5 separate regions of the Homo sapiens genome follow, and all the other regions are linked to region 1. The links are chromatin contacts, found by Hi-C or POLR2A ChIA-PET in ENCODE. All regions are on one chromosome and are shown on one strand. The core of a region is the stretch at or near the end of the contact, and the rest is flanking DNA. Distances in the headings are between cores, read along the strand shown. Region 1 holds the start of INTS6-AS1 (INTS6 antisense RNA 1). Region 2 holds the start of SPRYD7 (SPRY domain containing 7). Region 3 holds the start of TRIM13 (tripartite motif containing 13). Region 4 holds the start of DLEU2 (deleted in lymphocytic leukemia 2). Region 5 holds the start of LINC00345 (long intergenic non-protein coding RNA 345).

The links. Hi-C counts contacts between places; a loop is a spot of excess contacts on that map. ChIA-PET counts read pairs that join two places held with the same protein, here RNA polymerase II (POLR2A). Pooled maps may share reads with other maps.
Region 2: a map of natural killer cell shows a loop between it and region 1 (11-fold over the local background). The contact joins the promoter of SPRYD7 here to the promoter of INTS6-AS1 in region 1. A Hi-C loop is called at or near these places in 4 of 168 maps with a recorded cell type or tissue (CD4-positive, alpha-beta memory T cell, ascending aorta, naive thymus-derived CD4-positive, alpha-beta T cell and 1 more), 3 of 37 single-sample maps with no recorded cell type and 15 of 50 pooled maps. POLR2A ChIA-PET finds 5 or more read pairs at or near these places in 2 of 52 experiments (GM10248 and activated B cell).
Region 3: a map of CD8-positive, alpha-beta T cell shows a loop between it and region 1 (36-fold over the local background). The contact joins the promoter of TRIM13 here to the promoter of INTS6-AS1 in region 1. A Hi-C loop is called at or near these places in 4 of 168 maps with a recorded cell type or tissue (CD4-positive, alpha-beta T cell, CD8-positive, alpha-beta T cell and naive thymus-derived CD4-positive, alpha-beta T cell), 3 of 37 single-sample maps with no recorded cell type and 17 of 50 pooled maps. POLR2A ChIA-PET finds 5 or more read pairs at or near these places in 2 of 52 experiments (B cell and CD4-positive, alpha-beta T cell).
Region 4: a map of gastrocnemius medialis shows a loop between it and region 1 (5-fold over the local background). The contact joins the promoter of DLEU2 here to the promoter of INTS6-AS1 in region 1. A Hi-C loop is called at or near these places in 5 of 168 maps with a recorded cell type or tissue (CD4-positive, alpha-beta memory T cell, ascending aorta, gastrocnemius medialis and 1 more), 2 of 37 single-sample maps with no recorded cell type and 19 of 50 pooled maps. POLR2A ChIA-PET finds 5 or more read pairs at or near these places in 6 of 52 experiments (CD4-positive, alpha-beta T cell, CD4-positive, alpha-beta memory T cell, HepG2 and 3 more).
Region 5: POLR2A ChIA-PET joins it to region 1 with 18 read pairs in endothelial cell of umbilical vein. The contact joins the promoter of LINC00345 here to the promoter of INTS6-AS1 in region 1. A Hi-C loop is called at or near these places in 1 of 168 maps with a recorded cell type or tissue (naive thymus-derived CD4-positive, alpha-beta T cell), 1 of 37 single-sample maps with no recorded cell type and 8 of 50 pooled maps. POLR2A ChIA-PET finds 5 or more read pairs at or near these places in 5 of 52 experiments (CD4-positive, alpha-beta memory T cell, T-cell, activated naive CD8-positive, alpha-beta T cell and 2 more).

The regions. Positions count from the first base shown.
Region 1 is chr13:51,451,848-51,457,343 of GRCh38, forward strand. INTS6-AS1 (INTS6 antisense RNA 1) reads left to right here and starts at 1,498. Exons shown (of 2, transcript NR_103812.1): 1 at 1,498-1,571; 2 at 2,156-2,869. INTS6 (integrator complex subunit 6) reads right to left here and starts at 1,189. Exons shown (of 18, transcript NM_012141.3): 1 at 568-1,189; 2 at 131-208. The coding sequence starts at 678. RefSeq lists silencers at 215-334, 345-614, 855-1,114, 1,345-1,544, 1,635-1,954 and 1 more and an enhancer at 1,175-1,224.
Region 2 is chr13:49,934,250-49,939,745 of GRCh38, forward strand. It overlaps SPRYD7 (SPRY domain containing 7), which reads right to left and starts at 2,091. Exons shown (of 5, transcript NM_020456.4): 1 at 1,881-2,091. The coding sequence starts at 1,986. RefSeq lists enhancers at 1,902-2,151, 3,022-3,071 and a silencer at 2,192-2,441.
Region 3 is chr13:49,994,465-49,999,960 of GRCh38, forward strand. It overlaps TRIM13 (tripartite motif containing 13), which reads left to right and starts at 2,578. Exons shown (of 2, transcript NM_213590.3): 1 at 2,578-3,299. It overlaps DLEU2 (deleted in lymphocytic leukemia 2), which reads right to left. Exons shown (of 14, transcript NR_152566.1): 11 at 2,610-2,955. It overlaps MIR3613 (microRNA 3613), which reads right to left and starts at 2,037; the gene lies at 1,951-2,037. RefSeq lists silencers at 1,545-1,594, 2,185-2,314 and an enhancer at 1,875-2,004.
Region 4 is chr13:50,122,529-50,128,024 of GRCh38, forward strand. DLEU2 (deleted in lymphocytic leukemia 2) reads right to left here and starts at 3,013. Exons shown (of 14, transcript NR_152566.1): 1 at 2,774-3,013. The region is part of intron 2 of DLEU1 (deleted in lymphocytic leukemia 1); the gene reads left to right. RefSeq lists silencers at 1,476-1,985, 2,066-2,575, 2,896-3,105, 3,136-3,465 and an enhancer at 3,134-3,844.
Region 5 is chr13:52,597,484-52,602,979 of GRCh38, forward strand. It overlaps LINC00345 (long intergenic non-protein coding RNA 345), which reads right to left and starts at 2,880. Exons shown (of 3, transcript NR_184203.1): 1 at 2,735-2,880.

The DNA.
Region 1 (5,496 bases), core at 248-2,747:
ACCTCAGCGGCTGGGAGCGCAGCGGGTGGGGGAGGGGAGCATAATGAAGGGTGAATGGGGGGGCGGGGAGGGCGAGCGAGGAAGGAACAGGGAAGGGAAGGGAGGAAAGGGGGAGGGCGAGGGCTGTTACCTTGATAGCATAGGGCGGCTCTTCGAAAGTGACCAGCATATACCTGTCTCCTCTGCTGGCAGGGTCCCGGGCACGGAGCTGCGGGACGGGAGGAGGAACAGGGCGGGCGACAGGGAAGCACAGAGGCGAGGTTACGAGGCGGAGAAGGGGCGCCCAGCGGCCCCGCCGCCCCCACAGTACCGCACACGCAGCGGCCACCCCTCCACGCCGTCCCCCACACACAGATCGCTCCCCACACACCGCCCGGGGCCGGAGCCCGGGCCCCGGCCGAACCCGGCTCGCAGCGCCCGCCCGCCCGCGCGGTGGGGGAGGGGGTCCCCGAGCCCGGCAGCTCCCGCAGTCAGGTCCCCGACACCCCCGCCCCGGCCGCCCTCCCCCACCCTGCCGCCCGCGGGCCGCCGGGCCGGGGTCGCCGCCCGGGCTCGGTCAGTCGGTACCTTCATGAAGGTCTCTACCGCGCCTTTGGCCGTGTCCAGGTAGGTGGTGCCCAGATGGCTGCGCTGGTTCATAGAGGCAGACGTGTCTATCAGGAACAGTAAGATGGGCATAGTGCTGGCCGGGGACACCGGGGCCCGAGGTGGTGGAGAAAGAGGAGATGGTAGAGGTGGAGGCGCCGGTGGCGGCGACCGCCGCTACGCGGGGCGGGGGAGCACGGCCCCCGGGAGGAAAACACTGTCTGGGTCTTTCCTCCGGCTGCGGGGAGTTTCTCCCCCGATAGTTGAGAGGAAACTCCCCAGACCCAGTGCTCCCCGTCGTACCCCCGCCTCCGCCTCCTCCTGCCTGCCTGCCCGCTGGGGCGGGCGCCCAGCCGTCTGTCTGTCGGTTCGTCCCCCCCGCCTCGGGGGTCCCGTCCCCGCTCCCGGCCCCTGTGTGTGTCCCAGCGGGAGACGGGCCTGGCTCCCCACCCCACCCCCGGTACAGGAGTGGGGACCTGGGAGCTGGCGAAGAGGGGAGTGGGCTGAGGGAAGATTGGCCCTGGGGCTGTTGGGAGAAGTTTCAGGGACTCCCTCCGCACCCCGGCGGTGTCACCACTTTCTCAGCCCCTCTCGCTACTGAAGCGCTTTTCTCTCTCACACTCCGGTTTTAACTCGGGCAGGGGCTGCGGAGGCTCCGCCCCTGACACGTCCCCGAGCCACGTGATACACCGCCTCGCCGTTCTACTGGTCAGGCCCTATCCTTTCATTAGCATATTTAAACAGCTCAGGGGCGGGGGAAGCTTGTAGGCCGGCTCCGGGGACAGTTATTGAGCACGCGCAGAGGCGGGGCGTCGGGTGCGCGCGAGCGGGCGGGCGGGCCGACCCGGAGGCGGGCTTCGGGAAGGGGCGGGGCCGGACTGCGGAAGGACCGCGAGGTGGGGGCGGGGGCCGCGTCCGCGCGCGCGGGGCGGCCGCGGCGGTGAGCCTGCGCGTCAGGGCCGCCGGCCTCTCCTTGGCTGTTGGAGGTGATAGGGGTCGAGGGGAGGGAAAAAGGGGCTGGCGTCAGCCGCCCCTGTGAGGTGGCCGTAGCGTGGACGAGTAAGAAGGGTTGAGTAAAGTGGACAAACACCTGGTTAGGAGAAGAGGGCAGGCCCGCAGCCGCCCTCCGGAGGAGGACTCGGGGCCTCGCGGGCGCCGGAGGAGGTTCCTGGGCCTCGGAGGGCCGCCCCGGCGCGCCGCCCCGGCGCGAGCGGGCGCGGGCGGGGGAGGGGAAGTGAGAGGTTGTTTATGACCGGGGACTAATCTCCTCCGCGAGTCCCAGCGCTCCCTCTGGGGAGTGCGGTTGAGGGGCTGTCCTCGCACGGAGCCTCGCTCGGCCTCGGGGGAGCCACGAGAGGTGGGAGTTGGACCCGCAGCGGGCCAGGAGCCCTGTCATTGGAGGACCCGCCAAAAAGGAAGCAAACCCTCTTTTTCTTTATCCAACCCCAAATAGCTAGGGCCTAGGGGGAAGACTCACATATCGATAAATGGTTTGTTGCCCGTTTTATTCTCTGGGAAATACAACTGATCTTACCAAAGAAATAACCTGTCTCTTGCCGTGTTTACTTAGAGCCATAGAATACCTGTTTCAGAGCTGAAGGGGACCTGAGCCCATGATAATCCATTACCTCGTGAGAAAGCGGAAAAACTGACTTCAGCTTGCCCAGATGGCGCAGAGAATGGGTTTCCCGTAACCCCGCCTGTGTCTTTCCTTCAGCCTCGTCCCAAATGCCGTGGGAGGGAAGGCACTCTCTGTCAAGCTGCTGTCACCTTACCTGAAGTAAGGAGTCCACGCCTGCATGTCCGAGGAAAACAGTTTTCTCAAACACATTAGTTGAAAAACTGAAGACGCTGCCTAAAATACAAGCTGAGTTAGAGACAGCCCTTGTAAGACTAGGTAGGTATTTACAGGGCCTCTCCCACTAGCTTTGTTTTTCCAGAGTTTGTTCTTTATCCGGAAATTCTTAATTTGCCTACTGATCATTTAAAGAAAGGGTTCTATTAACATTGACACAGAAGAGACACTTTGTGGCACTTTTTAAAAATCTGAGTCTCGTGACTTGGTATAACTTCTGAAACTTACTGTTAATTTATAGCAGAGCTATTTGAGTAATATGCTCTTCTATGAGTATGAACAATAGAAGAAGTGTGATTTTTAAAGTGATTTGGACTACAAAATAAGAGCATGGAATATAGGCTTTACAGCCAGTACTTGCTGAGGATGTACTGTGTATTAGGTGTGGTGCATATAAAAAATAAATAAAATGTGGTCCCTGTCTTCAAAGAGCTTATGTTTTCTAGGAAAATGCTACATATTACTAGCTACTCCAAGGCAGAAAGTTGTTAGACACCAAATCAGAAAAAATAAAAATGTATTACCTTGGGGTGATGCAGGAACATTTTCCAAGGTTTCAGCTTTGCCTTAGTGTTTCTTAAACGGATCATAGATCTGAAGATAAGAATCAGAGTTCTATGGCAAAATACGAGTTATTTTACCAGTTATAAAGATGAAATTTGTCTTTCAACTTGATCATTTGCATAATTTTATACAATTGCTCTTTAGTTCTTTATATTTGTGCTTTTCAAACTGGTCTGTGGACCCCAGCCTACTGAAAACATTCTCTAGGATCATAAGAATTTATTTTAGGAGTCTGTTCATTATTCAGTTTTAAGAAACACTGTCTTAAAGGACTGGTAGGATTTGGATATGGGTAAAGGAAGGGGAAGCTGCTAGTGAAAAGATCTTCCCGACATTGAAAATGTGAAGAAAGGAAGTTAAGACAGCATTGCTGAGGGCTTCCTGAGGAACAGTGAAGTTCAGCTAGGTTGGAGCAACAGGTGCATGTAGAATAGTACAAGATCTAGAAACACAGGTGAGATCTAGACAGTAGAGGGCCTTTATTCCAATCTATGGAGGTTTTTTTTCCCCTATAAATTGGAGATTTATTTTTCAATTGCGTTGCTAAGTAGAAGCAATGTTTGAAAGAAATCAAACTAGACTACTGAAGATTAACATGCGTTCACAATGACCTTACCTATTATTACAGTTATTCGAAATCATTTTTCAGTGGAGCCATTGTCACAGGATCCTTGGAGTGTCACTTTTCCAGCTGGAAAAATGGCACCTCTGCCCGAATTTTGGTCGGGCTCATTCTGCCCACCAGTCCCAGCAGGCTGCACTCTGCTCATACTACGGCCTGGATCCCACACCTGCCAAGTGCAAGCCAGGTGCGGAGCAGCGAGGGGTGTGTGAGCGAGCAAGCATGGGGTCCGGCCACTGTATACAGCCCGGCATGCCAGCTGCAGGAGGGCGGGCAGCTCTAGGGGCTGGCCCCTTGCAAGGCTGTGGCTGGTCCAGGTGTACTGCAAGCAGCTTCCACAGCTGGCACCAGGGAATGCAGTGGCACCTGGAAGCTTGGAGATGCCAGGAGCTGCAGAGCCCCAAAGAGGTTGTCACAGGGAGCTCCTAGGTCTAGGCTTCCTAAAGGGCCACAGCTCTTCTCTCCTCTCTTCCCCCTTCTCTTTCCTTTCTTCTTCTCTTCTTCTCTCTTCTCTTGTTGTGTTGCCCACAACATGGCAAGCAAGGGGCATATTTCAGCCCGTTTGTGTTACAGCTCTTTCAGCCATGCCATTTGGCAGGTCCCGAGTTATTGTCCCACATCCAGGAAGAATGAGGTATGTGGACAAGTGGAGGGTGAGCAAGGCAAAGAGGTGCTTTGTTGAGTGACAGAACAGCTCAGAGGAGACCTGAGGGCAATGAGTAGCTTCTTTCTGCAGGCAGGTCATCCCAATAAGTGTCCAGCTCTCAGCAGAGAGGAGACCCACAATGGGTAGTTCCTCTCAGCAGGCAGGTGGTCCTGTCATCTGCTCAGCTCTCCACAGAGGAGACCCACAGTGTCCATAGACCCACAGTGGGTAGCTCCTGTCTGCAAGCAGGTCATCTCATTGTCTGCCCAAGTCTGGTTCACTCCAGGGTTTTTATGGGCTTCTGAGAGGAAGAAGTGTGTGCTGATTGGTCCATGGCGCAGCCATGGGCAGGCCTGGAGAAAGCACCATAAGTTCTCACTCCGTTGCATGGAACTGGCAGCCTGACCCCTGGCGTTACCGGGGACCCACCCCTTTCCGCCCAGGAGCCTGTGTGGATCCTGCTGCCATTAACCTGCCATCCACAGTGCCCATGGCGCCCAGGTTGTTCATGCTAAGTGGTACCTACAGGCCTTCACTGAGATGTCCTTATTCCCGCCTCGGCCTGCCTCCCTCCTGTGCTCATCAGCACCCAAAGTCCAGAGGGGACTGAGGCAGCATGGGGCTTGCGTGTCAATGCTGCCCCAAGCACGTGCACACCTGGTCGGGTCGTGACAGCACCCAGGCTTAGTCACAACTTTGCTCTGAAATCAGAGCGGGTGCTGGGAGCGGGGAGAGGCCAGGCAGTGGGAGCAGGCACTTCCAAGCCTGCGGGAGCAGGGAGCTTCCTGGTCCCCTGAGAGTGGGTCTTCTCTCTGTGGAGAGCTGAGAAGATGACGGGATGACTTGCCTGCTGAGAGGAACTACCCACTGTGGGTCTCCTCTCTGCTAAGAGCTGGACACTTATTGGGATGACTTGCCTGCAGAAAGAAGCTACCCATTGCCCTCAGGTCTCCTCTGAGCTGTTCTGTCGCTCAGCAAAGCACCTCTTTGCCTTGCTTACCCTCCACTTGTCCGGAGATGAATGGGTCCACAACCATGACTGGGTGGCTGCAGCTGCACTCAGGAGGGCAGGACTCCCACTCTTCCAACTTGGAAGCGGGCAGGGCTTCTGCCTGTTCCCAGCTCTTGCTGGCTCCATAGAGCACCGCCGCGGCTGTAGCCGTGCCTCCCCGATTATAGCCAGCGTCAGGGCAGCAGCCACTTCAGACGGGCTGCTGCCATCAT
Region 2 (5,496 bases), core at 841-3,340, 1.5 Mb before region 1:
AAAGACAGGCTAAGAAAAAACTTCCTGGCCGGGCGTGGTGGCTCACCCCTATAATCCCAGCACTTTGGGAGGCTGAGAGGCAGGCAGATCACGAGGTCAGTTCGAGACCAGCCTGACCAACATGGTGAAACTCTGTCTCTACTAAAAATACAAAAATTAGCCGGGCTTGATGGTGGGCGCCTGTAATCCCAGCTACTCAAGAGGCTGAGGCAGAAGAATTGCTTGAACCCGGGAGGCGGAGGTTGCAGTGAGTGGAGATTGTGCCACAGCACTCCAGCCTGGGCAACAATAGTGAAACTCCGTCTCAAAAAAAAAAAAAAAAAAAAAAGAAAAGAAGAAGAAAAAACTTCCATGCAGTTAGAAAATTTGGAGATGACATTACTCTATTTCATCCAGTTAGTAGCTGACAGTTGCTGGACAGCTTTGGAGAAATAAAACACAGTGGAATGAGTATATCTGACCAGCTCTTCCTAGAGGAAACAGATGACAGAGAAAAGGAATGCTCCAAAGAGGAGACTGCAGTAATTCAAGAGTCTAACAGTAAAGATAGGAAGAAGTGCTGCAGTTGATCATGAGTTCCAGGAATTATGTATGGTTGTCCTTCACTATATTCTCAGCACTTATAACAATGCCTGCCACCTGATAATTGCTTAATAAATATCACTTCAGTAAATGAGTAACTGAAATGGAAATATTTTCTGAGGAAAACTATAGAATTTGAACTCCATCGTCTATAAATAATGATGGATAAAAAATAATTTAAAGATTACTTATGTATTAAGGTTCTGTACTACATTTGGGAGATCTGAGAATTAAAAGTAAATACACACATACAAGGTGATTATATAGTTATCACATTTAGTATGTGTTATACAAAAATACAGTGGGCAGAGTGTTTCCAGAATTATAAGGAAACTGGGCGAGAGAGTTTTATCATAAATATTAAGAAGTGCCTTTTTATTTCAATGCACTGTCCTTTAAACAATCAGAAACGTGTAAAAAATCAAAAGTGCAGAAGTACAGTTAGAATAAAATAATCCACAAAAAGACAGTACTCTAACTGAAATAATTATATTGGGAAATCTCTCCTTCTAGAACCACATTCCAGAAGCATGAAACTACCTGGGAAAAGTCTAAGAAATAATAAGGTGGTGAAAGAGGCTATGATGGGAGAGGAAGAATGTTAGATAAATTATATGGATTTGGAATTAAAAGGATAAAGCAAGATGCAAAGGAGCAAAGTGCTATTTTATTTTTCAACAGTTAGACCTGTTGGGAAGAGGCCAGTCAGATGAAATTACAGTACCTCTCACAATGACTAAGGAGTCGGGCAATGGGAGGTTTTAGTTGAAATGGCAAGTTCTGACCTGAGGTGCGACTTCAGACTTCTGCAGTCTGCCTTGTTTCGACTTTAGGAGGTGAGAGGAAAATTACTTCCAATAATATAGGATTCAACCTATAAATGATGGGGCTCAAGAGACAGGACCGACAGTCAGGGCAGGAGGAGGAGCAAGACCGGACCTAGAAGCATTCTGAAAATGTGTAGGTTTTCACTGGGGCGCGCCAGAAGGGCACTCTCCGCCCCCTCGCCCGAGGACGTGTGACATCTCCGGAGGAAGCCTCCGAGATTCCTGTGAAAATGGGAGGTCCACACGCCCATTCGCGATGACAGACACAGAGAGGGCTGCGCAGCCTTGAACACAGAACCGGGCCCAGGTGGAGTCCGCCGGCTTCTGGAGAGATCTGCGAGACGAAATGGTGTCGGCGCAGCGTCGCCGGCGCGGCGGGGCAGCGTGGGGACCCTCTGACCCTGAAGGTCCCCCTGCCCGCCGCGCCCGGCCCCCGTGAGCCGTTGGGTCTGGGGAAGGGAGGGCCCTTACCCATGTGCTGCGTGTCCAGCTGCACGGCCGGCATCTCCTTCAGAGGGATGTGGCCAGTCCCCCCGTCTCTGCAGCACCGCAGGCAGCACAACACCGAGGTGGCCATCGCGCAGGGACCACCGACTCCGCCGCCGTCCCTAGACCGAGGCGACACTGCCCCCCGCCGCTCAGCTCCGTCTCCTGCCCCCGCCCGAGGTCCGGACTTGTCTATGTGGAGCTCGGAGGCCGGTACAGCGACACCCTAGGCCGGGAGGGCGCAATGCAGGCTGAGCTTAGGCTGGCCTGCGAGGAAGACGCGGAGAATCAAGGGGCCGGGGAGAGACCGGACAGGGCGAGCGGCCGGGCTGGGCCGGGGAGACGGGTGGGGCTAGTGGCGCGCGGAGGCGTGGCAGGGGGCGTGGCGTTGCGGGCCTGCGGATGTGGGACGGCGTGCGCCTGCGCACCAGCTGGTTTTTTCTCCTTGGGCGGTTTCGCGCACGCCCCCAGGGCTGACAGGTGAGTGGGGCTGTCTGTCCCTCAGTACTTCCAGGGGTTTTCCTATGCAGAATTTTTAAAACGCAGCACCCCTTGGTCCCGGCCTCGACATTATTTCTAGGGATGGATTGACAGAAGCGAATCAGTTTGGGGGAAGGGGAGCTAATGGAAATGACTTCCGAGTTTTCCCTCCGCGGGCCCAGGTTGAGCAGGCTTTGCCACCACGGAGAGCCCCAGTCTCCCTGCCGTGGCTGGTTTCCCTCACATGCTAAATAGACTCACGTGGGCCCCAGGAGTAATGCCTGTTAGTGACTGCACTGTGGATGTTCACCGGGGCTCACGCGGGCCCTAATGCATTTTCGGTGCAGAGACGCGCCCTACCTGGCCCATCGGGCTGCGTGGTCCGGGGCGCGTGGGAGGCCGCCCTGGGAGCAGAACGCTGGGGCGGGGTCGGGGGCGATTCTTGACCTGCCTCTTCCAAGCTCCCCCTGTCTGGTGCACTGAGGGTTCCGAGGAATGTGACGGGAACCCAGGAGGCTGCGGGAAGTCTGCTGGGTCCCGAGGGAAGCCTTCGGCTCCTACCGTCCGCTACTTTCTGCTTCCACACGGGAGGCTGTCACCTGTCATCTCCTTCCCCACTTAGATCATCCTTCCGTGGTAGATTTTACATCTTCAGGCCGGGTGCAGTGGCTCACGCCTGTAATCCCAGCACTTTGGGAGGCTGAGGTGGGCGGATCACCTGAGGTCAGGAGTTCAAGACCAGGATGGCCAACATGGTGAAACCCCGTCTCTACTAAAAATACAAAAATTAGCTGGGTGCGGTGGTGCACGCCTGTAATCCCAGCCACTCAGGAGGTTGTGGCACGAGAATCGCTTAAACCCGGGAGGCGGAGGTTACAGTGAGCCTAGATCGCGCCACTGCCCTCCAGCCTGGGCAACAGAGACTCTGTCTCCAAAAAAAAAAAAAAAAAAAAAAAGATACCGCTTGGCATCTGGAAATGTCTGGGACGACCTCTAGAATTAACCTAGCTCAAACCTCTGTTCCCAGATCAGTTTCATCCTGAAGGCTTCCCTAGGGATGGATCATCAAGTCCTGGGAAACTGGACATAAAATGCCCACTACTTAAATAATGATTTCCCATACGTAACTTTTAGTGACCCGAGTTATAAATGTTTTTTAAGGAGGATTTCTATCTATGCAATGAGGGGAATTTTTCAGGTTCCTGGTTCTCTTTCTATAAATGGTGTTTTCATTACAATACTAAGGGAAAGTTTTGTACGTTGAAATTAAGTTACCATAGAATTTAATAACCAAGGTGATTATTAAACTGATTGAGGGTTGGTCTTTTCCCCCATTGCGTATGCAGTACTTTCTTGGTAATCATTTCACACAAGAAATTTTCTTTTATGACAAACCTTCATCGTTATGCTGGGAATTAAGTGCTTTGATTTTTTTTTTTTTTTTTTTTTTTAACCCCAGGGAAGTGCTGGGGGCGGGGCAGGGGGTGAGAATTTTAACAGAATATTGGAGAGACAAAATTTTTCTACCGTTCATATATATATATCTAGTTGAATTATTTCAAGATTTCAAGGTCAGTATTGTCCCCATTTTATAGGTGAAGAAATAGGCCTAGAGGTACTAAACTTTACAACTTCAGGTGAGCAGGAGATAAACAGGTAGGATTCAAGGCTTACCAGTCTGATTCCTGTTAGAAGAAAAACTTCAGCTGAACTAAATTTAAAGGAGTTAAACTGAGCAGTGAATGACTGGGCAGCCCCCAGAATCACAGCAGATTCAGAGAGACTCCAGGGATGCCTCGTGGTCAGAACAAATTTTTAGACAAAAAGAGGGAAGTGACGTACAGAAATCAGCAGTGAGATACAGAAACAGCTGCATTGGTTACAGGGGGGCGTTTGCCTTATTTGAACACAGTTTGAACAATCAGCAGTGTATGACTGGTTGAAGTATGGCCGCTGGGATTGGCCAAGACTCAGCTATTGTTACAGGTGCATACTCCTAAATTAGGTTTTCAAGCTTGTCTGCCTATTAACCTAGGTTACAGTTCGTACACAAGGACTCAAATACAGAAGTACAGAGTCCTTCTCAGGCCATATTTAGTTTGCTTTAACACTGCCTCTCAAATTCTTTCTCTTATAATTAATGCTATAATCCTCTTAAACATGCTCTCAGTTCAAAATGCAGATTTGCCCTTTTTTGTGTGTTTCATTTATCTCCACATTGGATATAAGCTGCCATAATGCATGTATAGACAAAATATAATAGAATTAGTTGTTATAAAGTAAAAATTTTGTTCAGAAATATTATTAAAAGAAGTACATGTATTATATATGTAATAAACATTTAGGCCATTCAAGTCAGTCACATCTTCAATGAAAAGCCAGACACTAAATGGCCGTGAATTGGACATTACTATAGAGAGGCAGAAGGGCCATAGTCTTTCCTAGCTGGAAAAGTAATTTGCTGGGGCGCTGCCCGGTGCACTTTGCCCCCATCCTAGCAACTCGAGTGTGCTCAGCAGAATGAAGTTAGCAAAACTGGTTAGCTCCTGAAACAGACTTCCCTGTCTTGGCAGATTAACACCATCCATGAGCTCACTTTTCCTTCTAATATCTGGGATTCTAATATCCATTCATTATTACTTTCAAAGGAATTATCCTCTCTTTTTGAAAAGCACAACGTTAAAGATGTTTTGACACTCTTTCACAGCTATCGCTTTAAATAACAATCACAAATAAAGCCAAAAATAGTTTCTCAAGGTCATTTATCTAAGTCATAAGCAATAAGAAAGAATGACTACTTCAAAAAAAGAGTCTGTCTGCTTCCAAGACATGCCAGGAACTCGAGAACTGAGAACAATAATGTAAAGCTTGTGTTTCAGAGTTGAGATTAGCATTATGCTTAAGATTTTCTTTAATGTTTTTTATGCCAGCTGGACGTCTTCTGTTAGTGAATTTCCCATTCTGTACTGGGTCATACGAAATGAGTTTTTAAAAACTCATTAATCAGTTATTAAACAAAACATTTTTCCTTAGACTAATCCAAACCACATTTGTGATCTTTTTAAAAATCAGAAACATTAACAAAAACTCATTTTTCTAAAAACTGACATATTTCTGGAGC
Region 3 (5,496 bases), core at 1,328-3,827, 1.5 Mb before region 1:
AGGTTTTAGGGAGATAAGAGGCAAATCACTGCATTCTTTTGAGTTTCTGGTTACCCTTTCCAAAGGAGGCAATCAGATATTCATTTATCTCAGTGAGCAGAGGGATGACTTTGAATAGAATGGGAGGCAGGTTTGCCCTAAGCAGTTCTCCGAAGCTTGACTTTTTCCTTTAGCTTAGTGATTTTGGGGCCCCAAGATTTTCCTTTCACATGAGTTAATAACTGTCCAGTCTTGTGAAATATCATTTTAATATTAGGATATCTGAAATGTTTCCATATGGCTGGGTGTGGTGGCTCACGCCTGTAATCCCAGCACTTTGGGAGGCTGAGGCCTGAGGAACACTTGAGCCCAGGAGTTTGACACCAGCCTGGGCAACATAGTGAGACTCTATCTTTACAAAAAATAAAATTAGCCAGGCGTGGTGGCGCATGTCTGTGGTCCCAGCTACTTGGGAGGCTAAGGGAGGAGGATAACTTGGGCCCAGGGGCTTGAGGCTGTAGTGAGCCATGATCATGCTACTGCACTCCAGCCTGGGGGACAGAGATAGACCCTGTCTCAAAATCAATCAACACACAATGACAACAAATAAATGAGATGTTTCTACAGATCACTTTGTTTTTTTAGAAACACTAAATTAATTAATTAATTTAGTTATTGAGACGGAGTCTTGCTCTGTTGCCCAGGCTGGAGTGCAGTGGTAGGATCTCGGCTCACTGCAACCTCCATCTCCCGGGTTCAAGCTATTCTCCTGCCTCAGCCTCTCAAGTAGCTGGGACTACAGGCATACGGCACCATGACCGGCTAATTTTTGTATTTTTAGTAGAGACCAGGTTTCACCATGTTGGTCAGTCCGGTCTGGAACTCCTGACCTCAGGTGATCTGCCCGCCTCGACCTCCCAAAGTGCTGGGATTACAGGCGTGAGCCACCGTGCCTGGCCTAAAAACACTAAATTTAGTAAGGTACTGGGGTGCAGTTTTGTCACTGACAGTTATGGTGCTGTAGAAAGAGCCCATATCTGGAAGCTGCCTTTAGCCTCAGCTCTGCCTCTTGCTTTTGTACCTTGGAAAAGTCACTTCACCTGTTTTCTCATCTATATAGGATGAAGATCATAATTTCTTTTACACAGTGTTATGAGACTGAATGACAGAAATTAAAAGAAGTGTTCTACGAAGGCAAAGTTAGGTTTCTTATAGCAGGAAGGGAGATGCACACAGAGAAGTGGGAATCTCAGGAGACGGATGTGGCCAGGGGCTTTTTACGGGGGTTGGGCTAAGCATTATTAGTCAACGGGCTGTACTGCTATTTATGGTAGGTTTTGAATACCGTTTCTCCAAAATAACCTATTTCCTCCCCAAACCCAAACTTCCTCAACTGGGATCGAACTCAATCCTACAGCGTGTTCTGAGATTCTATACTCGCCTCACTTCTCCCAAGATCGTAAATTCTGGAGGAGCCATTCCTTCATCATCCATGTTTGCATCCTTCACACCGTTCACTGGTTAAGTGCTTAGTACGTTTGCTATTGGGCAAGGTCCTCAAACGGGAGGTGGACGTCAGAATAGTCAGGTTATCGACTGAGTAACTGTTAGTGGTGGATAATTTAAAGCCAATTTGAAAGTTCATCCTTTCCCCCAAAGGCAAAAACAGGCGTTCCTTTTCTTAAAAGAGAATTTTAAATAGAATTGGGTCTCTGGTGTCCTGCCTAAAGCCCGCAAAGAAAGAGGGTACGGTTGGGGGTGGGGGTGATGGGGGATACTGAACCCTTTTCTGGTTGCGCCTTGCCCGGAGCCCCCGGCTAGAGCCCTGGCGCTCCTGGCGCGCTCCCAACGCGAATCGGTGACTCCGCAGGCCGCGCAGTGCGGAGGTGCCCGTCCCACCCTCCCCCTTGTGGGGTGCGGGGCTCCATTTCCCCAAGCCGCTGGGGTCGGCTTCTGGTCTTGAGATGCGGATGAAGTGGTGTGAAGGGTTGGGCTTTTTTTTTTGTTCCTAAAAATGCAACGAACAAAAAAAAAAGTACAACAATCCAAACCCAACCATCTTAATTGCACGGCAGCTTAACTGGGAGACTTTCTTCCCGGGCGGCCCCACCCGGGACCGCGCCGCTTCAGTCGAGCCCACCGTCTGGGCAAACGGCGTCCACTTCCCGGAGCCGCTGCCCAGCCTCTGCGGGGGGGCTTTGGGCGGGCGCAGGACTCTGGAAGGGAGAAAAGCCCGCAGCCCGGCCCTCCCCGTCCCAGGCGGCCCGCGCGGGTGGACGGCGGGAGCAGGCGGCGGTTGGAGACGCCGGAAGGAACGCGGTCTCACCACCCGGCTCCCTCCGCCAAGGCGAGGCGCGGCCGGGGAGGCGGGACACAGGCGAAGCGGGACGGGGAGGCGGGGCCGGAGGTGCAGGCGGAGGCGGGCGACGGGGAAGGGAGGGGGAGGGGGAGGGGAAAGGGAGGGGGAGGGGGAGGGGAAAGGGAGGGGGAGGGGGGAAGGGACGGGAGGGGAGGGGGAAGGGACGGGAGGGGAGGGGGAAGGGACGGGAGGGGAAGGGGAAGCGGGAGAGGGAAGGGGGCGGAGCTAGCCGGAGCCGCGAGTCCATTTTGGGGCTGTGCTTGGCGCGTACCGTGCGGTCCCTGTAGTTGGAGGACGGGCGGTCGCGCGGCCTTTCCCACTAGCCGGAGGTCGGAGATAAGTACCCGCCGCCCGGCTCCTCTCGGGAAAGCGGGGTGGTCCTCGAACCTTCAGCGAGGGTGGGGAGTTGCCCAGGTCAGCAGGGATCTGCGTGGGTTGGGGGGGCTGGCGAAGGCCGTCTGAGCTCCAGTCCGGCAGCGCGGCAGAAACCAGCGGGGCACTGTCATGGGCCTGGGGAGGAGCGGCCTGCGGAGGGCGCCGGGGCAGTGTGTCTGTGGTCCAGAAAACCTGCTCCGTCCGGAGCCTTCCTGGCCCCGCTACCAGCGTCTCCACATCCCCTAGAAAAGAAAAGACGGGTGTGGGCCTTAGGTTACAGCGCGCCGCCAGCGTTTGGTTGCATGGCGCCGGGGGAGGGCGCCCTAACCGAGAAGCTGCTTAATACAAAGAGCTCCAGGCTCCTGGCGGTTCACCAGGTCTAAACAGCCGGGCTTTATTTGTGGGGGCGATTGAAAAAATTGAGGGTCAAGATTGGGGTGCTGTGCAAATAAATGCGTTAATACTGTTCTTTTTCTTCTTTCTTTGCAGTAGCCTCTAGTTCGTTAGTCAAAACGTGAAAAAAAAGACCTGCTTTGCCCTGGGAAATAGTAACCCTGCCAAATACATCAGCTTGTAGGAGACAGAGGTAAACTACAATAATTTTCCTGTGTTATCTTTTTTTTTTAAACACCCAATTTCAATAGGCCCTAGAACCTTCCAAAATGGAACTGTGTGTAGAATACGTATGTTCCCATCCACTTTCATTGGTGGTCTTTGTTCTTTGCATATTTTGTTAAAACTTAGAAAAACAGAATTCACGTTTAGCAATTATTTATGTGGTATTTATCTTAAATATAGCCAAACATTCATATTACAAAGGAAGAAAGGGGCTTCCACACTTTTTTCCTACTTTTTTTTCCCTTCTCCTATGCTTAGTGAATTGTCAGGCTGCTAGGGCTTGTAGAACAGGGCTTGAGTTTTCTAGAGACCTTTATATAATAGGCACTTTAAAAGCAGAATTTCATTTACATAGGCACTCCTTCTAGTAGAACTTGATGGAGCTGTTAACCGGCTATACTTCCTTCTTGCACAATGGGAGCGTCCCTATCCCTCCCTAAAAATACGTTTTTTTTCCTTTCTCCCAGCTGGCTTACTAAACCTCCCTGGGAAGTCCTTTCCTAAAACCGGGCTGTTCTGTTCATTCTATACATTTATGATAGGTTATCTGGCCTTAATTCTGTCACAGCTTTTGTTCAGATATGCTCATTTTCATGACACTGCTTTGTACCTGATACCTTATGTAATATTTGTTTTGCCTTGCCTTGAAATCACAGTTCAAGTTTAGAACCTTTTCTTGCTTGATACACTGATGCTCCAAAATAACACCTTAAATGTGTAGAGTTTGCCATATGTAATTAAACCTTATTTATGTTTGTATAGTTTCGTAGTTTATGGAATTCTCACACATCACACAGGAGTTGAGAAATTACTTTTAGGCAGCTAGAAAGGGTAAAAGAGTTCTCGGTGGAATTTTCCTTTAATAAAAAGCAGCTCCTGGCCGGTGACTTTGGGAGGCTGAGGTGGGTGGATCACTTGAGGTCAGGAGTTCAAGACCAGCCTGACCAATATGGTGAAATCCCATCTTTACTAACAATACAAAAATTAGCTGGGCGTGGGGGTGCGTGCACCTGTAATCCCAGCTACTCGGGAGGCTGAGGCAGAAGAACCACTTGAACCGGGACGCAGAGGTTGCAGTGAGCCAAGATCGCGCCACTGCACTCCAGACTGGGCAACAGAGCGAGACTCTACCAAAAAAAAAAAAAAAGCCCCCAAACCATTTATTTTCTAACAGAAAGCCTGAAAAGTCAAGCTGCAAGCAAAAATATGCAGGCTAGAAGCTTTTATATGTAAATGTAGCCTGCTGTATCTGGAAGCCAGGTACATTCAATATGGGGTTTCTCACTCCCTTTTCCTTGTCACCCTATGTGGGCGTCTGGGCCGCTCCCTTTTCCTTGTCACCCTATGTGGGCGTCTTGGCGATCACTAGGTAAAACCACGGGTGCAGGTGTCATGGCGGCCCCAGGTAGAAGCTACATTTGCATAACAAAAAATTAGGGTGGGAGGGCCAGTCTTTAGACGGGCTATGTAAATGATTCACCTGGTCAAACCAGTCCCCTGGGCCCTATGTAAATCACCACCTCCTCAAGCCTCTGTACAAAATCGATTGCGTTTCACCCCAAACCCGGAGACCCTCTCTTGGGTGATATTTCTCAGCGTGAGGAACCTTTCCCTATTAAATTTTCCGCTCCTAAACCCACTCCTTGTGTGTGTCCATGTCCTGAATTCTTTCTTGGCTCGAGACAACCACGGGTGTATCCCCCAGGCAATGGAGCCATTTCATTATGAGGTAAATACTATAAAAATCATTTTTAAATTTTTTTCCAAGAGATGGGATTCTCAACTGTGTTCCCCAGGCTGGTCTTGAACTGGGCTCAAGTGATCCTCCTGCTTCAGCCTTCAGAGTAGCTGGGACTACAAGTGTGTGGCACCATTCCCAGATATAAAAATCCTAATTTTATGAAGGATAAAACTGGTGCTTGAACACAGGTACTCAAAAGCAGGTTCTGTGCTTTCCCCTTCACTAGAGAGCCTGTTAAACCTAGTTTGTAAAAACTGCAAAATTTTAGAAGGGATTTTAGAGAGCTTATGATTAAACCCCTTCATTTTATGAATAAGAATACTGAGTTCTTGAGTCCCTTTCTAGATATTGCTAAGGTCTAAGAATTAGAAAACTCAGGCTGTGATGCCTAGTTTGCTGTGTACAACTGATGAGTCTCCACTTC
Region 4 (5,496 bases), core at 1,763-4,262, 1.3 Mb before region 1:
TCCATCTAAGCCCCTCCCACTGCTTTAGCTATCACCTACATTTTAATGACTCCAGAGAGCCAAACTACTTCAACACCCCCTGCTCCCCCAGTAGTTCTCTGATACTTCAGATTCTACAGGGACAAAACAGAGTTCCTTCCCCTAGACTTGAGGCCTACTTCTCCTTTTAGTCCACACCCTAAACCAGAAATCTGGGTATCTCTTGCTCTTGCCCTTTACAGCCAACCAGTTTTCCCATTCCACCAACAGAATTCCACCAATTTAATTACTTCCTTGAATTCCTCTTTTCTCTATCCCCACTATCCCTAGGTACACAGCGGTGGTCCTAATTGATTGTTACTTAGGTCACAGGCTGTTTTACATTCCATCTTCAAGTCTCCAGGACTTCAACCAGTGTACACCTCAATATGACATTTCCAAAACTCCTTTCATGGCTCTCCCTTTCCTATGTTTTAGTCCTGAGGCAGAATAGGAATTTACTCATAAAGCAAGTAACCCCCCTAAAATTGTATGCAAAATTTTAGTATAGGTATGTAAGCGCATTTTTTTTTCCTAGAGAAAGAGCCCATTGCTTTTTATTTTCCTCAAAAGGTATGTGTTTCCCCCAAAACTTGTAGGTCTCAGGCTAAAGTCCAAATTCTTCAGCATGCAGGGTATATACAAAGCCCTGCCCGACCTGGCCTCTTGCCTCCCTGCAGCTAACCTGGCAATTGCTCTCTCTTAACATCTACCTCCTGGATTTACAAACTGGGGTGGAGGTGGGAAAAAAGAATCAAAATCATAAAGTGAAGCCAAAACTGTTTGTGTAGCATTTATACACTGTTGAAGAATCAAAGGCCTTTTTTTCATAGTGCTTTTCGGGAGGGAGAAATTGGATTGTAAACATGTAATTTACAATCTCCACATTTTTTATTCTAGATAAATGCCACACACACCTTCCTGTTACAGAATATTGCATAGCAACTTTCAACATCATTCAGTTTTTTAATACCTATCCACATATGATGTTATGTATTTTACAAATCCTGCAACTAACAACGCAGTTCTTGATAGACTGCGATCTACTGGGAGGACTGCTCGGTTTTCACCTGAATTATTGCTCGTGGTTCACACACTAACACCCAAAAAGACACTCTACGGGTCATGACGTGTCCCTAAAATCCTCCATCTACTCCAGAAAACGTTCTAACTTTTTGAGACGAACTGTTGTAACTAGTCTCCTGGCGAGGCCTGCTATGTCTTATACCACAGGCTCTAACTGCCAAATCTTTTTCAGAAGTCTTTCAGTTGTTGCCTCCAAACGGAGCTCTTTGCAGTCCTCGGGCGGACGAATGGACGGATTCGAGCGAAGCTTATTTCCCTTCTCCTAACGCATCTACCTATAAATAGCGCTCACCGCGCTGAGTCACCAAAACCCCGAGTTTCCCCAAATAGCGCGTAACGACTGCTGGGATCGCGTCCCTCGGGGCTCTGTGACAGACTCCAACCACACACCCGCTGGGCTGGACTGCGGGCCCACACGGCCCAGCGGGTCTCTCACCACCCGGCGCCCCAGGGACGCGGGCGAGGCCGCGGTGTCCGGACCGAGTCGACAGCGTCGGACTTCCCGCGCGCGGACGGCGCTCTGGGGAAGGAGGAGCCGGCGGGCGGCTGGACCTGGCCTTGACTGCGCGGGGTCCGCCCCCGCCCCCTCGGGAGCGCAGAGTTGCGGGGGGCCGGCACCAGCCTCCGCCCTGCGCCGCCCGCTCACACAATGGGACGCGTCGGGAGGGGGCGGCCGCGGCTCCCATTCCGGTCCCAGGGCGGGGACTCCGGGCGGCGGGAGAAGCAGTCGGGCTGGGGCCAGAAGGAAAACCCCTCTCTCCCTCTGCCCACTCAAACTGCGAAAGGGCTCCAGCCGGCGGTGCCAGGGGCTGGGGAGCAGCTGGGGAGGGAGCGGAAGTGCCACCCCCTGCAGTCAAGGGTGGTGACGTCACCCCTGCAGCCAGCCTGTAGCGGGGGTGTCTGTACATCACATGACCCGGCCCCCCTCTCCCCGCCGAAGCCCGCGCGCGCGCTCTCTCCCCCAGCCCCGACTCCCACCTCTCCCCCGCCCCCTCTCCCCAACTTTCGCCCTCCCCGCTCCGGCACCGCTGTCAACAGCGCCAGCTCCGCCCCCTCCCCGCGCCCTGTGGAACCGCCACGGCGGCGCGGCGGGCGCTCGCGCTCAGGTCCGAGGCTCCGAGAAGCGAGCGTGCCCCGGTTCCACCCTGCCCCCCAGCTCAGTGCTTGCTGGCTGCGTGGGCACCAGAGCCAGGGGGCACGGCGGCGTGCAGCGACAGCGCTTCTCTGCTCCATCCTCCCACAGCAGTTAGAGGACGAAGCTGAGGCGCCGGGTCCGAGCTCGGAGGGAGCGAGGCGCATGCAGCGGCCTCCGGGCCCTGACGCGTAGCCTCCGGGGGTCGGCCCACGGGCGAGAGAAGCAGCCGGGAGCCCCTCCTCGACCCCAGCAAGGCGGCCCGCGCCTCCGCTCTCCCTACCGCCCGGGTGGCGCACGCCAGTCCTCCGTCTTTGGCTGCGGCGCAGGCACCGGCCATACGACGAGGGGCCAGGCGGGGACCGCCTCCTTGAGCCCCCTCGGCCACCCCTGCCGTGTGGACTGCTGGGGTTGCAGATTTGCTGGCTGTTGCTGCAGCGCCTCGTTCTATTTTTCCTCTCAGTTCCCTTCTAAAAGTGGAGGCTCGGGGGAGGAAAAAGAAAGCCCACAGTGTTGAAAGGGGCGGTACGGACTGACCTGTCAACGGCGGAGGAGGAAGACCCCCGTTCGGGGCGAGCTCTCGAGCCCGCGCAGGGATCGGAGCTCTGGGCTCGCGCGGAAAGGCACGGCGGCAGCTGTGCCTCAGCCAGGTGTCCCCCCTCGGCGGGGCCCGCGCCGCCGCGCCCGCCCCCTCCCCCGGCGCAGCGCTCCCCGCCCCATCGCCGGGGACCAGGGAACCCCCCGGCTCGATTTTTTGTGCAGTTTCAGCAAAGCTCCGAGGAAGTTGGTCCTTTTGTTCCACTATTTATAGATTGCGTCAACATTGCGAAAAGGAGAAGGCGGAGCGGTGGCCCCTCCCCCTCCCCTCCCCCCGCCGGCTCCTGGGAGAGAAAAGCCCCAGCACACGACCTAAGTACACAGCGCGCCAGCCGCCCGCCCGCGGCCTTCTGCTCCCCGCTTCTTCCCCCTCCCAGCCGGGGCCCGAACGCTGCCAACCCCGTCACGTGCCCGCCCGGGAAAACCAGCTCCCCGGGGCTCCGCGCCGCCCGCCAGGCTTCGTGGCGGCGGCGGCGGCAGCGGCCTCACCCAGCTCGTGGGCTCGGGCCGCGGCTCAGGCGTCACGCATAGCGTGGGCACCCACGCCCTCGCCACCCGACGAGGATCTCGGGCTCCGCGACCTGTGGGAGTGCTGCGGGGCGTCCCGCACTTCCGCCCTCTCTCGTCTCCGGCTCCCCAGTCGCCGCCCCGCTCGCCGAGTGTGCGCGCATTCGGGCCTCGCCTCGGAGCCGGGAGGCTGTCCTGTCCCCAGGCCCCTCGCGCGGCCGCTCTTCCAGGCATTGCGGTGCTAGCCCCCTCTCCCGCGCACGACTGGGGAGGGCAGAGGTGTGAGGGATGCGGGGGTGGCTCGCAGCCGTTCGCGGGCAGGCGGGCGGAGCGCGGGAAGCGCGGTGCGGGCGTTCCATGGCGCACCCAGACGCTCTCCCTCCTCCGCAGGTGCAGCGGGGCGTTGCGCGAGCTCGAGTCCCCCTTCCCGGACAGCTAGGGAGAAGGGAGTTTGCAGACCGGAGCTACAGTTGGAAGAATATAGTTTTTGAGAAGTTACTGGAAGTTAGATGTGAGACAAAAACAGACGAACTTTCCTTCAAAGCCTTATGACGAAATGATAGGCCTTGCCATACCCTTGAAATGAAACTGAGCTCCCTACCGGCCTAAAGCCGCTGTTCCTGAGCTTCATGTAAACAAGGAGGGCGGTAAACACCAGAGGAAGGCCTTACAACAATACCAAGTGCAAGTAGCTCATTTGAGTGTTATTTATCTTAGCAGCTTCCCTGAGTGATTTATGTATATTGCAGTTTAACTTTACAGGGTGGGAATAAAATAATTTGGCTTCTCAGCTCACTGGCGGAAGAAACTAGAGCTGAGCTGGGACGAGGGCAAGAAGCGCGTCGCACCTTTCCTGGCAGCTGAACAGTGTGATGAACAGTCTGGAAGGGTTATGTTATTACTTAAGGGGTTTGGGGAAACCGTTCCCGCGCACAGACCCTCATTCGGGCCAACTGCAGGCCGTGGGGGACTCTTCAAGGACTCGCGCAACCCGAGCCGAGCTTCCTGGCTGGGCACTGGGCTCAGCCAGTGCTGAGAGCGCTTTCGCTGGGCCAGTCAAGACAGCAATAAGTTTGCCTCTATTTGGGAAACCTTTCCAGGCTTGCCTGCCCTCTTTTAAGAGGGAGACTAGGTGGTGGGATCGTCAGCTGCCAATGTGTGCACTCGTTCTAAAGAAGGCGAGAGGAAGTAAAGCGAACCTGTGCAGTGTTTGCTGGGCTTCCAAAACGCGGAGCTTAGTCGACCCCCCAGCGAACCGGACGGCGCTTTGGTCCCCTCACACCTAACGGTACTCAGAGCCTGGTGCGGGAGCTGGCGCGCTCGCTCCTGGTTTCCTTCCAATTTAGGCAAAGGCCCTGGCCGCCCGTCTTCCTGCTTCTGCTGTGCCCTGCCACAGCACTCCTAAGACGGCGAATTCGTTTCTGCGCCAATTTTGTTTTGAATATCTACAAACCACTTTTCCTTGCATGAAGAAAACAAGGCAGGGCCCCCTGGCCCGTCCCACACCTGCGAGAGGCAGAGATACAGAGGCCTCGGGCCTCAGCCTTCATTTCCCCGCCCTAGCTTCGCGCCAAGCTGCAGTGTCCCCGACACACTGTCAGGACACGCGCTTTTCGCCCCTACTTTGTTCTTGCGCAGTCTTCCCAGCTGCGGAGAGGAGGGAGCGAAAGCAAAACGAAAGCACCCGGGGCGCATCAGTTGCAATAGCTTCCCTGAGCGCGGCCGTGGGAGGCCAAGATCTGAGGTCGCGAGGCGACGGTGGGGGCCCGAGCTGCGCAGAAACTGGGTGGGGGCGGTCCCTGGAGGGCGCCCGGGAGCTGCTAGAAGTTGTCCGGAGCCCCTCAACCCCCTTGGAAAAGCGAACGCGGATGTTAATATACCAACTCCGCAGGGAACTTTTGGCCCGGGTCTTGAGCTGAAATTCCAGACTGAATGGGACCGTGCTGAAAGTTCGACGAGGCAAAGGAGTATGGCGCGGGGGCAAGCTTTGACCCCCGGCTTCGTATCCTCGGGAGAGGCCGGGACTCCGGCTCGCCCAGCGAGGGTGCGCAGAGGCCTCCTGGGATTCTAGGCCCACAGAATTTTTGCTCCAGTGAAGTTGGATAAGCACTCCGCCTCCCCGCAAAAACCAGAGTTCTCGGCTTATAAACACTTCA
Region 5 (5,496 bases), core at 1,630-4,129, 1.1 Mb after region 1:
AAAAAGCTTCCCTGCGTATCAATGCTATTGTCACCAATAGCACTTCAACCAACCTTTCTGAAAACTGTAAAATGAACACCAAACAAGCCAACCACAGATGTACCAAACCACAGCAGACTGTTTTTACAGGCCTAAGTTGAGCTATCAATTGAATAGGCTCAGTTCTAAAATCAGACAGCAGCCTGTGCTGGGTGCCTAAGGGGATGTCACAAGACAGTAGGTCTGGAAAGGAGCACTCAGGCAGCCAAGGGTGAGAGCTGCACCCTGGAATCACACACGCCTTGGTGTGAATGCCTCCTCTACCTGTGGCCCCTTTGGCCTCTACAGCTGGGAGTCCTCATCTGTACAAGGCAAATAATAACACTATTACAAAACAAAGGCAGTCGCAAATAGCCACATGAGACTGATGGGATGCTCCACTGTGCACAAGCATCATGTGTTCTCAGAACAAGGCCCTGCACAGAGCACCAAGCATCTTCCTGTGACCACAGTCCACTAGCCCTTCAACTGTCAATGTGCACAGGAGTCGCCTGGGGGCCTTGCTAAATAAAATGCAGCTTCTGATTCAATAGCCTCGGATGGGACCAGAGATTTGGCGTCTTGATGAGCTCCCGAGTGAGATGGACAATGCCAGTCCACGGACTCACACTTTGAAATACAACACCTCGGTCATTGTGTCCAAATTTGCTTGATAACCTGAAGCACCCCCCACCCCCCCCCTTTTTTTTTGTGATGGAGTCTGGCTCTGTCGCCCAGGCTGGAGTGCAACGGCCACGATCTCAGCTCACTGCAACTGCCACCTCCGGAGTTCAAGTGATTCTCCTGCCTCAGCCTCCCAAGTAGCTGAGATTACAGGTGCATGCCACTGCACCAGGCTAATTTTTATATTTATAGTAGAGACGGAGTTTCACCATGTTGGCCAGGCTGGTCTTGAACTCCTGACCTTCAGTGATCCACCCACCTCAGCCTCCCAAAGTGCTGAGATTACAAGTGTGAACCACCTTGCCCAGCCTGGAGCACGTATTAAATATTCTAATTATCAGGCCTTTCTTCTGGAAATCTTGATTCAGTATGTTTCGGTTGGAGCCTTGGGCATTTGGGAAAACTAGAATGTATTCCTCTCCCTTTAGACAAAAGTCAACTATTGCTGAGGCATGGGTTTCATAAATGTTGACTAAAATATCCAGTTCAACAACCAATCCTGTATAATTTTCAAGTAACTTCTTTGTGAATAATAAGGAACAATTTATTTGTCATCGCACTGAGGAGCCGCGTGACCCCAGTCGTGCTGGATCAGAGATGAACACCAAGTGACTTCCTAACACCAGTGTCATCCTGAACGTCAACAGAAAACAGTGGCCACCGAGAAGATTTTTTAACTACTTGAAGCATTTTGCCAATGACCAGACTTCAAGAATCTTCCTTAATTTACAAAAAAAATTTAAAACCAATGGCAACAAAGGCACAGTACTTAACAAAGCAGCTAAGTTAGAAGTGCAAGACACTGATTTATATGCTGTTGATAGACCTGGAGAGACAGGACCATTTACTAGGCTGAAAAGGTGATGGCCATCTGGTATCTTCCTAAAAAAGTATATCAGGGTCCTAATCCTTTTCCAGAAGGCAAACTAAGGCCAGAGCAAGACAAGGTCTCCTAGGCCACACAACTAGTCAGTGACAGAGGAGCCAGTTCAGTCCTGTCCTTCAGGTCTGTGCCTACAAACCAATACTTGATCCGAGTATTCCAACCTGGGCAAAAACATCACAAAACACCCAACCCTGCATTTTAGGAAAAAAAAAAAAAAAAGGAAAAAGGAGGAAGGAAAAAAACAAAGGCAACTGAGAAGACAGGGCATGTCCAGTCTGGCCTCCCAGATAAACCTCAATGCGTTTGTTTCTTTTGGCGCAGCCACTTCCTTTGTAACTTGGAAGGAATGAAAGTCACATCACATTGCATTCTGTCTGCCCGTGTGAATTCAACCCCGTTAGGTGAGCCAAACTTAAACACATTAAATTCTACAAATAACCACTTCTGGAATTATTAAGATAGAAAACAATGGTGGGTACTAACAGATTCACTCAGGAGTGGGTAGTTAACGGGTTAATTCAGGTTATGTGTAGCTCTAGCTGGGAGAAGAAACAGGGCTTGGAGGAGGCAAGACTGTTCAGCATGAATTAGAACTGATTTATGAGCTTGCTGTAGCACTTGGAATAGAAAAACTCTTCAGCGCCTTTGATCCCTCTCACACTACACCAGGGTTCGATTGAGAAAACAACAGCGCTGACCACCCGTCCTTCTCGATCCTTGGGGAAAAAACTTTTTTGGACGGTAGAGTCAGATGAGGCCGCATTTTCCACCAGGGAACACTAACTGCTGCGGGAAGATCCCAGCTTCTGGCTAAAGCTGGGGCGGTAGGAGCTGCCGGCCAGCTCGCCATCTAGTCCCCAGAGCCCGGGCTTTAGGGCGCCCGGATGCAAACCAGTTTTGCCGCCAAGGAACCCGGACAGGCGCGCCTCCTCCCCGGCCTCGCAAGGAACAGGTTAAGGAGACATTTCCCACTTTCTCTGCCCGGCCCTGAACGCTCGCCGCCCCTGCCCAGCCGCCCACTGTCTGGCAGCCTGCAAGTCTCCATTCAGAAGCGGCTCCGTGCTGCCCAGCGATGGCGCCCTGGCGGCGCGGAAGCCCGCGGCCAAATGACACGACTTGGGGGCAAAGGAGGACAACAGTTCCCACCAGGTAGGCACTGGGGGAAGGAGGCCGATGACCCTGAGATTCTCCAGCGACCCCGGCGGGCCATCCCTGGGCGGCGCGCGGGTCCCGCGGCACGTGCGTGGCAGCTCTCGCCGCTTCCCTGGACGCCCGGGAAGGTCACGCCGCCTGGGCGCCGAGGCCCGCCCCGCGCCCCTCTCCCTCCGCCCGGGGCGCTCCGCAGCTGCCGAGGAGCGGAAGTGGGCGCCAGGCCGCGGCGCGCCCAGCCCAGCCCAGCCCAGCCCAGTCGGCGACCCCGCGCAGCGCTGCCTGCAGACCCTGGAGAAGGCGGAGGCCTGCGTCTCCGGGTGCTTTCCTACCTCTGGGCTCCCCGAGACCCTTTCTGAGGCCGGACCCTAGTTAGTCCGCTGGGCTGGGGATGAGGGCTAGGGGCTGGGAATATCAGTGATTGGGAGGACTTAAGTTTTTAGTTAATTTGACCTTGTTGGGCGGCCAAGTCCTTAATTATAACTTATATTTGAGTACAAAATTATACTCGGGATTCAAGGCTGTAAGTTAAAATTAAGTATGAAAATACTGGAATTGTAAAGATGGAAAGTAGATTCTTTTATTACCAGTTTAAAAAAAAAAAAAAAGCATTTCCCAATCCCCTTCTCCAAAGGAAATCCATCTGATGCCATTTCTGTAAATGCACTGATGAAAACCGTAACACTGTCAGCTCTGATCTTGTAGTCCCTAAGGAATTATAGGTTCTATCTGTGGTTCTCTGACATTTTATTAAACAAGTGAAAGTATTCAAGGAAGCTGTTGTTTGCCCAGAGTAATTTTCTTTTCTTTTCTTTTTCTTTTTTTTCTTTTTGTTTTGACACAGTCTCACTCTGTCGCTCAGGCTGGAGTGCAGTGGCGCGATTTCGGCACACTGCAAGCTCCGCCTCCCGGGTTCACGCCATTCTCCTGCCTCAGCCTCCGCAGCAGCTGGGACTACAGGCGTACGCCGCCACACCCGGCTAATTTTTTGTATTTTTAGTAGAGACAGGGTTTCACCGTGTTAGCCAGGATGGTCTCGATCTCCTGACCTTGTGATCCGCCCGCCTCAGCCTCCCAAAGTGCTGGGATTACAGGCGTGAGCCACCGTGCCTGGCCACACCCTGCTAATTTTTTATATTTTTGGTAGAGACGGGGTTTCACCATGTTGGCCAGACTGGTCTCGAACTCCTGACCTCAAGTGATCCTTCTGCCTCGGCCTCCCAAATGCTGGGATTACAGGCATGAGCCACCGCGCCCGGCCTGCCCAGAGTAATTTTCTTTAATGCCCTAAGACAAAGGGTCAGAAGAGTCTTGGTCTACTTGAGACAGCCACTCAACATAACACGCAGCCACTGCCCTCCTATTGTTTTGGTTCAGCCTTTGTGTATTGATTTTCATTTTCAACACAATTTTCTTCCTTAAACAGGGCGTGGTGACACATGCCTATAGTCTTAGCTATTTGGGAGGCCAAGGCAGGAGGATTGCTTGAGGCCAGGAATTGGAGGCCACGGTGAGCTATGATGGCACCATTGCACTCCAGCCTGGGTGACAGAGAGAGATCTTGTCTCTTACACACACACACACACACACACACACACACACACACAGAGTGTAATTTTCTTTTACAACTTTCAGCCTTGTTTGGATGTGCTGTTGGATTATTACCTATGCAATTTAAGTGATTTGATTGGTGATAGTGCTTAACATGAATGCACACATGAATAGACCTCCCAGGCTATAGTAGATGCTATGATGGGATCAGAGTGCCTGGTAAATGGGCACTCATCAGAATCAGCACTTTAGAACTTGGGCTTCTGGACCATAATTGAGTTCCAGAAGCAAGCCGTGGAGCTGGGATGACTTACCCAAAGTGACAGGGAACATAACTAATTGGAAGCAGATCCAGGAGCCGAAACTACAGTTACAGCAGCCTAGAGGGGTTGGCAGTATCAGCTGGTCCAGTGGCTTTTGCAGCTTAAGAAAATGAGACCCAAAAGAACCCTGATTAAGGACAGACTTGGCTGAGTATGGTGGCTCATGCCTATAATCCCAACACTGGGAGGCCGAGGCAGGAGGATCACTTGAGCCTGGAAGGGCGAGGCTGCAGTGTGCGGTGTTCACATCATTGCACTCCAGCCTGTGTGACTGACCAAGACCCTGTCTCAAAAAAAAAAAAAAAAAAAAAAAAAAAAAAAAGGATAGACCCGGTTACAGATTAGAGCACTGGACTTGGGGCCAGGATGTTTGTGTAAATGTCCCTGTGTGACCTTTAGTGAGTCACTTAACCTTTTGTAAACCCCAGCCACAGTATGACTGCATTACCAGCTCCTCTGAACCCCCTGTGCTCAGTCTGCTGGAAGAATCCACCGTGCAGGGCGCTTGGTACTTTCTGCAAGCCATTGGGCCCCAGCCTAATGCTTTGTCTTGTCTTCCTTGAGCCCCTTCCTCTCCTGTCCTCAAGGGCTGTTCCAAACTCTCATCATTGCCGAGCCTTCCACATTTCTCCTCTCTACGCCTCCCCTTTGCAACCATCAGCCTCAATTTGTTCTATAAGAAACAATCTGAATTTTGCTCAGGTTTTTAATCCCTAATCTACAAAGTTACCTCTTTTTTTGCACAAACTCTCATCCATTTGTCCACTGTCCAACTTACTTGCTGTGTCCTCTTGCCTAGCCCAATGGCCAGGAAGAATGAGGATGAGGGAGAAACCAAGGCTTAGAGAGGCCAGGTCACTCCCCAAAGTTACACAGGTGTGAAGA